Linked DNA regions of Homo sapiens: region 2 is linked to region 1. A link is a contact called in ENCODE Hi-C or POLR2A ChIA-PET data. All regions are on one chromosome and are shown on one strand. The core of a region is the stretch at or near the end of the contact, and the rest is flanking DNA. Distances in the headings are between cores, read along the strand shown. Region 1 overlaps EPS8 (EGFR pathway substrate 8, signaling adaptor). Region 2 overlaps PTPRO (protein tyrosine phosphatase receptor type O).

Region 1 (4,195 bases), core at 1,459-3,958:
CCCACCTTGGCCTCCCAAAGTGCTGGGATTACAGGCATGAGCCACCGCGCCCAGCCAACTTAATCGTTTTTTAACCTACCTCCTTTCATTAAAATATAAGCCTGAGGAGAAAAAGGATGCTTCCCTTTTTTGCTTGCATCTATATCCTAATACGTGGAACGGTGCTTTAATTCAATAAATACTTGTTGAATAAATGAATGAATGAGGCATTCTGCTGACTTTTTCACCGAGACTTTGAGAATCATCATGTACAAACCCCTTACATAACCAGATAAGAAAATGAAGGCCAAAAACAGAGAAATGATCTGTCAAAGTCACATTTCAATTAGTAGAATAATTTAGCTAGAACTGGATCTTCTGACTTTCAGCAGAGGGCTGTTTTATAGCCAAAGTCATTAAAATCACCTTTGATTAACTTCCCTAGCTACTCCTTTTTCCTAGCCATTTATGCTAATGGAAAAGATGTGTGTGTATATGAACATACTGTCATGACAAAAATAGGAAAGGCATAAAAGTACAGGAAGGGGAATCATGTGTCTGTGTATTTTAAAATATGTGTGTATATATACATAGGTACATTATGTTCGTTGTTTGTTTTCACTTTCAAGAAATAAGAACAATCTAATTAAGTTGGCAAGTGACAATAACCTGGTCACTTAGGGAGCTTTTTGTGACCAATGTTCTATGATTTTTCCCCCCTAGGGAAAGGGTTTTAGAAAGTGTTTGGTGCCCCTGGGAAATAAGGGAAAGTGTGAATAGTTAGTGTTATTTCAGTCTAATTTTTTTTAATGCCTCAAGTATCTAGGAAATCTTTTGAAGTAATCAAAAAAGGGGAAAAGGGGAGGGAGGGAGGGAGGGAGGAGTAGGGGGTGCTAGAGAGAGTAAGAGAGAATACTATTGATTGTTACATTTAAGTATACATTATGTGCATTTCATTAGCTACCTTTTAAAAAATCACTACAACAAACTGTCAAACAGCATATGAGTGCATCTCAAAAGAATAAAAAATAAAATGTATCACCACACTAAAAGATTTGGTTTCTCATCTGCTGACTTAGTCAGTATATCAATCATCACCAGTCCACAGCATAGTTTTCTTCCAGGAAGGACAAAAAAACCTCCACCTAACATGTTCCTGGGCTTTTGCTTTCCATTTCCAATGTTCTAACACACAACAGCAAACCAGAATAACTTTACACCTTTCTAAAGTAACACTCTGATTACAAAAGATTAAATTCGAATAAAAGGACTACCATTTCAAAGGAAATGGGAGAAATACAAAGCAACTAAAGTTTGGCATCTTAAAAGCGATAAAAGGAGAACCTTTTGGGATCCTGCGATAAAACAGCCTGAATAGCTTCTATGACACAAGGCTTCACAGTTATTTTGAATAGGCAACACACAGACTTCCACAAAAGGGCTTCACTCTTGCCACTTGCTACGTTGTAAAAACAGGCATGTTGGCTTTTTTCCCCTGTTCATAGCTGCTACTTGATAGATTTCTATGAGTATTTACTTCCTAGTTCCTTTCATTTTATTTTTACCAGAAGTTTAGGCAGTAAGCAGAGAATGTGGGTAGATGAGTAGGCATATTTTGAGAGAAATTTGGCTATCAATAAACACACACTGAAATATGTGCTACTGTCTGGTTCTAAAAGAACATTAAGCCCCAACATTCATTCAGAGAAAAACTGTTCTGCAATAAAGTTATCAAGAAATATTTGTTTTATAAAAAGAAATATATTTATTTAATGCCAAACTGTATTTTTGAGATATTTTAAAAAGGAACTTACATAAGTTGCAAATATATTGTAAGATTTTTAATATTCTAAGGAAACAAGTATGTGTGTTAATTTTGGGAGAGATGTTTATATTTTATACACCAATGCCACCCTTTTACTTATGAAAAACAGACTTCAACATGATGAGTCACAATTATCAGGAGAGTTCTCTATCTTTAAAAGTATGCAAACTATGCCTCTTTCCCACTAGGTTATTCTTGGTTTCTCAGCGTGAACAAAGAACAGACTGTCCTAACCCACACACTGCTCCAAATGGGGACTGGAGGCCGATGAACTTTGATCCTAGCTAGGCCTGGATAAAGAGTCCCACCGTGTCAAAGATGACTGTGCTGACGTCTCTACGGAGGGAAATGCTATAAACTTGTGGGAAGAATAAAGAAGAGAACAGTCATTTCTAAGAGGAAGTTTTCTCCTTAGGGAACTCAATAAAAATATTTATAGAAATTTCTCATCTTAAAACTATGTCTTTAGTGTATTTGAAAAAGAAAACTCTTTTTAAAAACTCCACATAATTTTAAAAACTTAGTAGCATATTCTATTTTATTATGGTTCTACACACTCACGCACACAGTTGTTTTTGCTGTACAGAAAGAGCTAATCACTTTTCCAAAACTTCATTTTTCCTTTAGTTTCCTGGCAAGATAGATATGACAGTCATTTAAATTGGACATACCGTGGGAGAAAAATTAATGAGTAAAAGTAGGCTTATGCTTATTGCATTTAACCAGAATTTTTAGAATTGTTAAATAGTAATAGTTTTAGTGTCTTTTTTATTTTTTATTTTATCAAGAATGTCCACAACTGAACAGATGTGGCAATAACTTACTGACGTGAGAAAAACAGTAGGATGAAAATGGGAGTGAAAGATTCAGCCATTTAGTTTTGAACATAAATAGAAAGCATCCAATCTCAGCTATAAAGTTAATAGTTCCATACTGGTATCTGGATGTCAGAGATGAGTTTTAATACGATGACTAATTTGGGAATCATTCTTTTCCCAACAATATAAATAGTATTGAAAGAAATGGAAATAGAATGAACTACAGTAAAAGTATGTTTATGTGGAAAACGAAGGCAGAACCCTAAGAGAGGCCCACATTGAGGGAAAGATAGATATCCATCTCTCTCTCTCTGTCTCTCTATCTCTCTCTCACTCACACACACACACACACACACATACACACACACACTTCATATACTTTTGTCATATTGGGGAAATATGAAATATCTTCATAGCTCTGGTTTTCCAAGAGTTTTTACACATCAAGTATAGGTAAAGCCAAGTAACTTTATAATACGTTTAAAACACCAAATTTGGAGATTAAATTGACATGCCATATACTACAAGGTTAAACAAAATTTATCTTAAAACTACCTTCAGTTTTCAAAATATCTACACTGCTATTCACCAATAATACAAATAAGGATAATCCAAAGTTGGTCATAGTGTCTTTTTAGTTTACTTAAATATGGTTTTCATAGAAACCATTTATATGAAACATCAAATTTCAAGTTATGAAAATATGGCACTGAAGTGTAAGTCACATGAAATTTGAATTTGGAGGCTAAATCTGAGACTACTATTGGCAGGTGATTATATTAACATAGTGTGATTGTGCAGCTACTGTGAATAGCAAACAAGAGGAAGAGAAGTAGGAAGGTTATGATGATGATGATGATGGCGACAGCAGGATGTAGTTAGTGACTGCATATTACGTGTCATACAGGGGTCAAAATCAGTCAGGGGTTTTCAACCTCAGCACCATTGATATTTTGGGCCAGATAACTCTGTTGCTGGGGACTGTCCTGTGCATTGTAATTGTTGCTAAGTGTCCCTGGTCTCTACCCATTAGACATCAGTAGCATCCCCCCAGTTTTGACAACCAAAAATGTCTTCAGGCAATATCAAATGTCCTCAGAAGGATGGAGAAGAAGACAAAATCGCTCCTGGCTGAGAAGCACTGAAGTAGATGCTTTCTATGCATTATCTCATTAAATCCTCACACTTATCCTATGAAGCAGATACTATTATTTTTCTCCACTTTTTAGATATTGAAGTGCTGAGAGGATAATTAAATCATTGAAGGTCAGGAAGCTGGCAAGTGTTGTTTTGGTATACAAATTCCAGGATGTCTGGCTCCAGAGTCTGCATTCAATTATCATAACAGATTGGAAAAGGAGTAGAAAGGCATGCATTAGAGAGTGGAGAGAATACTTCCTGTTTCTCAGAACTACGTAGCTGATGAGAAACCAGGTGAAAATCTTTGCAATCTATTAAGTACCATGCAAGTATAAAGGACTTTAATACAAGTAGAATCAGCAGTAAACAATATTTTACTTAGTAGTGCTTTTAATTTGCAGAAGACATTTTTTGCCTCCCTGGGAAACTTACG
Region 2 (4,168 bases), core at 609-3,108, 96 kb before region 1:
GGATCAAGGGTTGTCTCTTACCTTTCCTGCACTGAAGGCAATCTGCTCTTCCTCCCTTGTGGTCTATACTTAAATTCTACGAATGTGGAGAGCACCAACTTCCAACTTTGCATAATCTTTCTATTAAGAAAAAAGTTGCCTGTCTACCAATTCCAGCCATTATCTCTGACTCTGACCTCTGTGGGTGTAAAGGGCCGTTCAAAAACTCATTTCCAGGTAACTGTAATTACTTGAAGATTGAGCTCATATTCCCAATGTCTTCCTTTTTCCAAGCTTTACTAATACAGGAAGCTATTAAGTGTTTCTCAGGTCCTAGCAGCTTTCTCCAACTCATTTGGTTTTTCAGTCTCCCTTAAAATTTAAGTTCAGAGGTGGTCTTATCAAAGTAGCATTTAGTGGGCCTATTGGATACTTCACTGAAATTTCTATGTGACATCATGGTCGAAGGTGCCTCAGGAATATGAGTCAAAGTCATGAACTAGTACAACTGTATCTACATAGGACTGTGAGTTAAAACCATGATAGTTTCCCAAACTTATCAAAATGTTTGGAGTCTCCATGTCTCCCTGATAATAGAATGGACTATGTAAACCAGCTTGGAAAATTTATTTAAACTTTACAAGAAGGAAAGTTGAGTTTTCATGGAAATTATTTCTAGTTAATGTAACCCTTAGGATCAATAACCTTTTTCTTATTGGTATCTTAAATATCAAATGGAATATTGTTTCTATCTTATTCCTCTCTGTAGACAAGACAATCTTTTTATGATGTGCCTTTCTTATTTTCTTGAAAACATATAATGTTGGTTTTTATCCTTTAGTCAAAAGATCTGTTCTACTAATCATGTTATTGTGTATATAAGCCCTTTCCATTTTATATAACACAATGCCTGAACACCTATAACTGCTTAACAGATACTGTTGAATGAATTGAAATTGCGGACCTCAAAGTTGAACATAGTATTGCAGTTAATATTTAATCGGAACAAGTTTAACCTTTCAGAGAAGTGAAATAATATCTTGCTTTAGTAGTACCTGAATTGCAGGTTTTGTGTGTGTTTGTGTGTGTTTTTTACAGAACTTTCATTCTAGTTGTTTTATGTTTCTTCCCAGCATTCATTTTGATATATATAGAAGTCATAGTCATTCTCCTTTAAAGAAAAATACAACTTTGGCACAGATTTTTCAGAGCATGTTTGAATCAGAATGCCATTGTTAAAGCTGGGGCCGTAACTGGTTGGGCTAACCTGCAGTTCAATTTATCTATAATAGAGGCCTCTTTAGAATGCCTCTGAATGACTCCTGTGTCATGGAGGGTAGGTTCTACCTCTATAGAAAGAAACCAAACTACCAATGAGTCCAGTATCATATAAATTAATCTAATGTGTCATGTGCAAGGGTAGAGAGCCCTCAAACAGTTGCCAATAATTCTCAACATTGTATCATCAATAAACATCCATAAAAAGAAATGCACCAATAATGGTGCTTTTCCCAGGATGTTGAACCAACCATCCCATTAGGAATTTTAGGTTGCCAGCAGTTTCACGAAACTTTGGTGGTATGTGGTGACAGGTCCCTTTGACAGTCAGTCATTACTATCTTCTAGTCTTGGTGAATCAACCTGGATCCCTGGGCCAACTTTAAGAGGACATGTTAAGTCTACATAAGATAATCAGTTTCCCAACCTTAAAAAAAAGAAAAAGAAAGGAAAGAAAAAACAGGAATGAGACGTGTTGGACACATCACAAATAGCTCTCTGGTAATAGAATATCCATTCATCAATCCATTTAACTAATATATATTAAGAACCTTCTAAGTACTACTCAGATGCCAGAGTACTTGTGGTAGTCGTGATGGTAATGAACCCAGAGCGCTACTTTCACTTTCTGTTCACAAGGAGCTTATGATCTAGTGAAGGGGAAGATGGTAATAGTGCTGTACAGTGCTCTACAACAGGGAAATGTGGTGCAGAATGACTGTGTGGTCAAAGCTTTCTTTGAGGAAGCCATGGAGGCTATGGTCTGAATAACAAGAAGAACCAGCCACAAAAAGGCCAAGAAGGAGGATGCCAGACAGAGGGAACAGGCAGGCCTGAGTATAGATCTTTTAAGGCATGCAGTTGGAATATTATCTTCAGAGTAATGAAGGGCCATTTAGAGAACTTAAAATAAACAGTCCGATTTACATTTAAAACAATCCCTCTGGTTGCTTAATGAGAAAGGGATTATTGTATCAACAATGAAAGTAGGGGAACTAATTAAGGGGCTATTTGTGCCAGCTTTAAAAATTATATTCTAATTCAAAGAAGTTGCAAGAGAGTGATGGTAACTTTGACTACGGTGGTTGTAATGGAGATGAAGAGAAGTGGACAGAATTCAGGAGCTCTTTTGGAGGTTGTGTCCACAGAACTTTCTGATACGGCAGAAACACGAAGTGAGGGAAAGGGAAATTAATGACTCCCAGGCTTCACCCTTGAGCAACTAGGACAAATGGTGGCGCAATTCACTGAGATTGAGATGACTAGTAAAACTACAGGAGGAGGACATTTAGGGTGAAGTAAGAATCAAGGATTCTTCTTTGGATGTAAACAAATTTAAAATGATTATTGGATATCCCGGTGCAGATGTGAAGGCCAGGGGAGAATTCTGGGCTGGAAATATAAATTTGGAAGTGTCTGGATGAAATCACCAAGTAGTAAGTAAAGACAGGGAAGAAAAGAGAAGCCCTGGATCAACTCTAGAGGAGCCACCCCAGCAGTTAGAAATTCAGCTTAGCAGGAAGCATCAGAAAGAGAGAGTGGAAAGGAACAGCTAAGGAGGTCAGAGAAAACAAAACAAAACAAAACAAAAACAGAATTGCACACCACCATCATCAAACTTATGCTTTATCCTGACCACAGACATGTTCGGGCACGTTCGAGATAAGGAATCATATAACTTTAGTGCTAGGAGAGCTTTTGGAGATAATTCAGTGCTATGTCCTCATTTGAACAAGCTGGCGCTTAGAGAAATGTGACACGCTTTATACATTGCTAGGTCTTGGTCCAGAAACAGTCATTTCGTACTTTTTATCCATCTGCTGCTTCTATTCCTGGACTGGGGTGTGGCCTTTTTCCTTCAAACTTCATTTTTTCTATTAAAAAATTTAACAGAACAGGGAGGAGCCTCATACCCACTTTTGTGACTTTCCGTTCCTCTTTGGAATTTGGTCTTAGGGACATTGGCTTGATTTTCTTAATCTTACTCATACAAACCTTTATAGAGATTAGAAATCTTTAAAACATAATTTGGCTATGGACAAGAAAAAAATCAAAATACTTTGAAATGTTAAGTATTTGGGGGATAGTAGGCTTTTTCTCTCTGTCTCTCTCAAATATGGTTATAGATACATAGAAATCTGTAGGCTGCCAGTCAGCTAGAAAGAAGCTAATAAAATGCTTAAGGTCTTATACTTTTTTAAAAAATTATTCATCCTGTGAATCAGAGAATATTTACTTAGCATTTACTATATGCCACACACTATTCTTGGTTCTGAGCATACAGAAATGAACAAAACTGACAAAAATGTCAACCCTCATTCTAATGGAGAAAAGGAGATGATAAACATAAATATAAGAATGTTAAATGGTGATAAGTGTCATGGAGAAAAGTGAAAGAGGAAAAGAGGATAGGAAGTGCTGTGGGGGATGGGTGCAATTTTTGTGAGGAGTAGAGTAAGTGTCACTGTGAAGGTGATGTTTGAGTCAGAGCCTAAAGGAGATGAGGGAGTAAACCAAAGAGATCACTGGGATGAGATTCTGTAGGCAGAAGGAACCACAGGTGCCCAGCTATGGAAGCATAGTGTTCCTGGCAAGTTCAAGGAAAAGTCAGGCAGGCAGTGTGGCTGCAATGGAACAAACAAGGTAGAGAGCCATAGATACAGGGCAGAGAGGTAGCAAGGGAACAGACCGTGTAGGGTCATTGAAAAGACACTTTCCTGTGAGTGAGATGATTCTCCATTGCATGCTTTAAGCAGAGGCGCATAACCTAACGGGTTTCACTGGGTCACTCTGGTGATAATAGATTGTTCAGGGCAAGGATAAGAGCAGGAAGGAGCCAATTAGGTAATATGACCATACATCCCTGTTGCCTTAGACAATACCACTTTGCAACTCTTATGGATTATTTAAA

What was found. A loop is a pair of places that touch in the nucleus more often than their neighbours do. ChIA-PET counts read pairs that join two places held with the same protein, here RNA polymerase II (POLR2A). Pooled maps may share reads with other maps.
Region 2: a loop to region 1 is called in a map of ascending aorta, with 8 times the contacts of the local background. The contact joins two enhancer-like sites. A Hi-C loop is called at or near these places in 1 of 168 maps with a recorded cell type or tissue (ascending aorta) and 1 of 50 pooled maps. POLR2A ChIA-PET finds 5 or more read pairs at or near these places in 1 of 52 experiments (activated T-cell).

The regions. Positions count from the first base shown.
Region 1 is chr12:15,627,248-15,631,442 of GRCh38, forward strand. EPS8 (EGFR pathway substrate 8, signaling adaptor) reads right to left here. Exons shown (of 21, transcript NM_004447.6): 18 at 4,195. Among named protein-coding and RNA genes, the nearest start is that of EPS8, 160 kb to the right of the region's middle. RefSeq lists an enhancer at 2,008-2,152 and a cis regulatory region at 2,073-2,086. Within about 2 kb of position 2,709, at least 22 of the 41 ENCODE cell types and tissues checked have a DNase peak (open chromatin) inside an H3K27ac peak, as active enhancers do; they include ascending aorta, where a contact is called at or near this core.
Region 2 is chr12:15,532,598-15,536,765 of GRCh38, forward strand. The region is part of intron 12 of PTPRO (protein tyrosine phosphatase receptor type O); the gene reads left to right. Among named protein-coding and RNA genes, the nearest start is that of PTPRO, 210 kb to the left of the region's middle. RefSeq lists enhancers at 1,861-1,950, 2,366-3,565. Within about 2 kb of position 1,859, at least 7 of the 41 ENCODE cell types and tissues checked have a DNase peak (open chromatin) inside an H3K27ac peak, as active enhancers do; they include ascending aorta, where a contact is called at or near this core.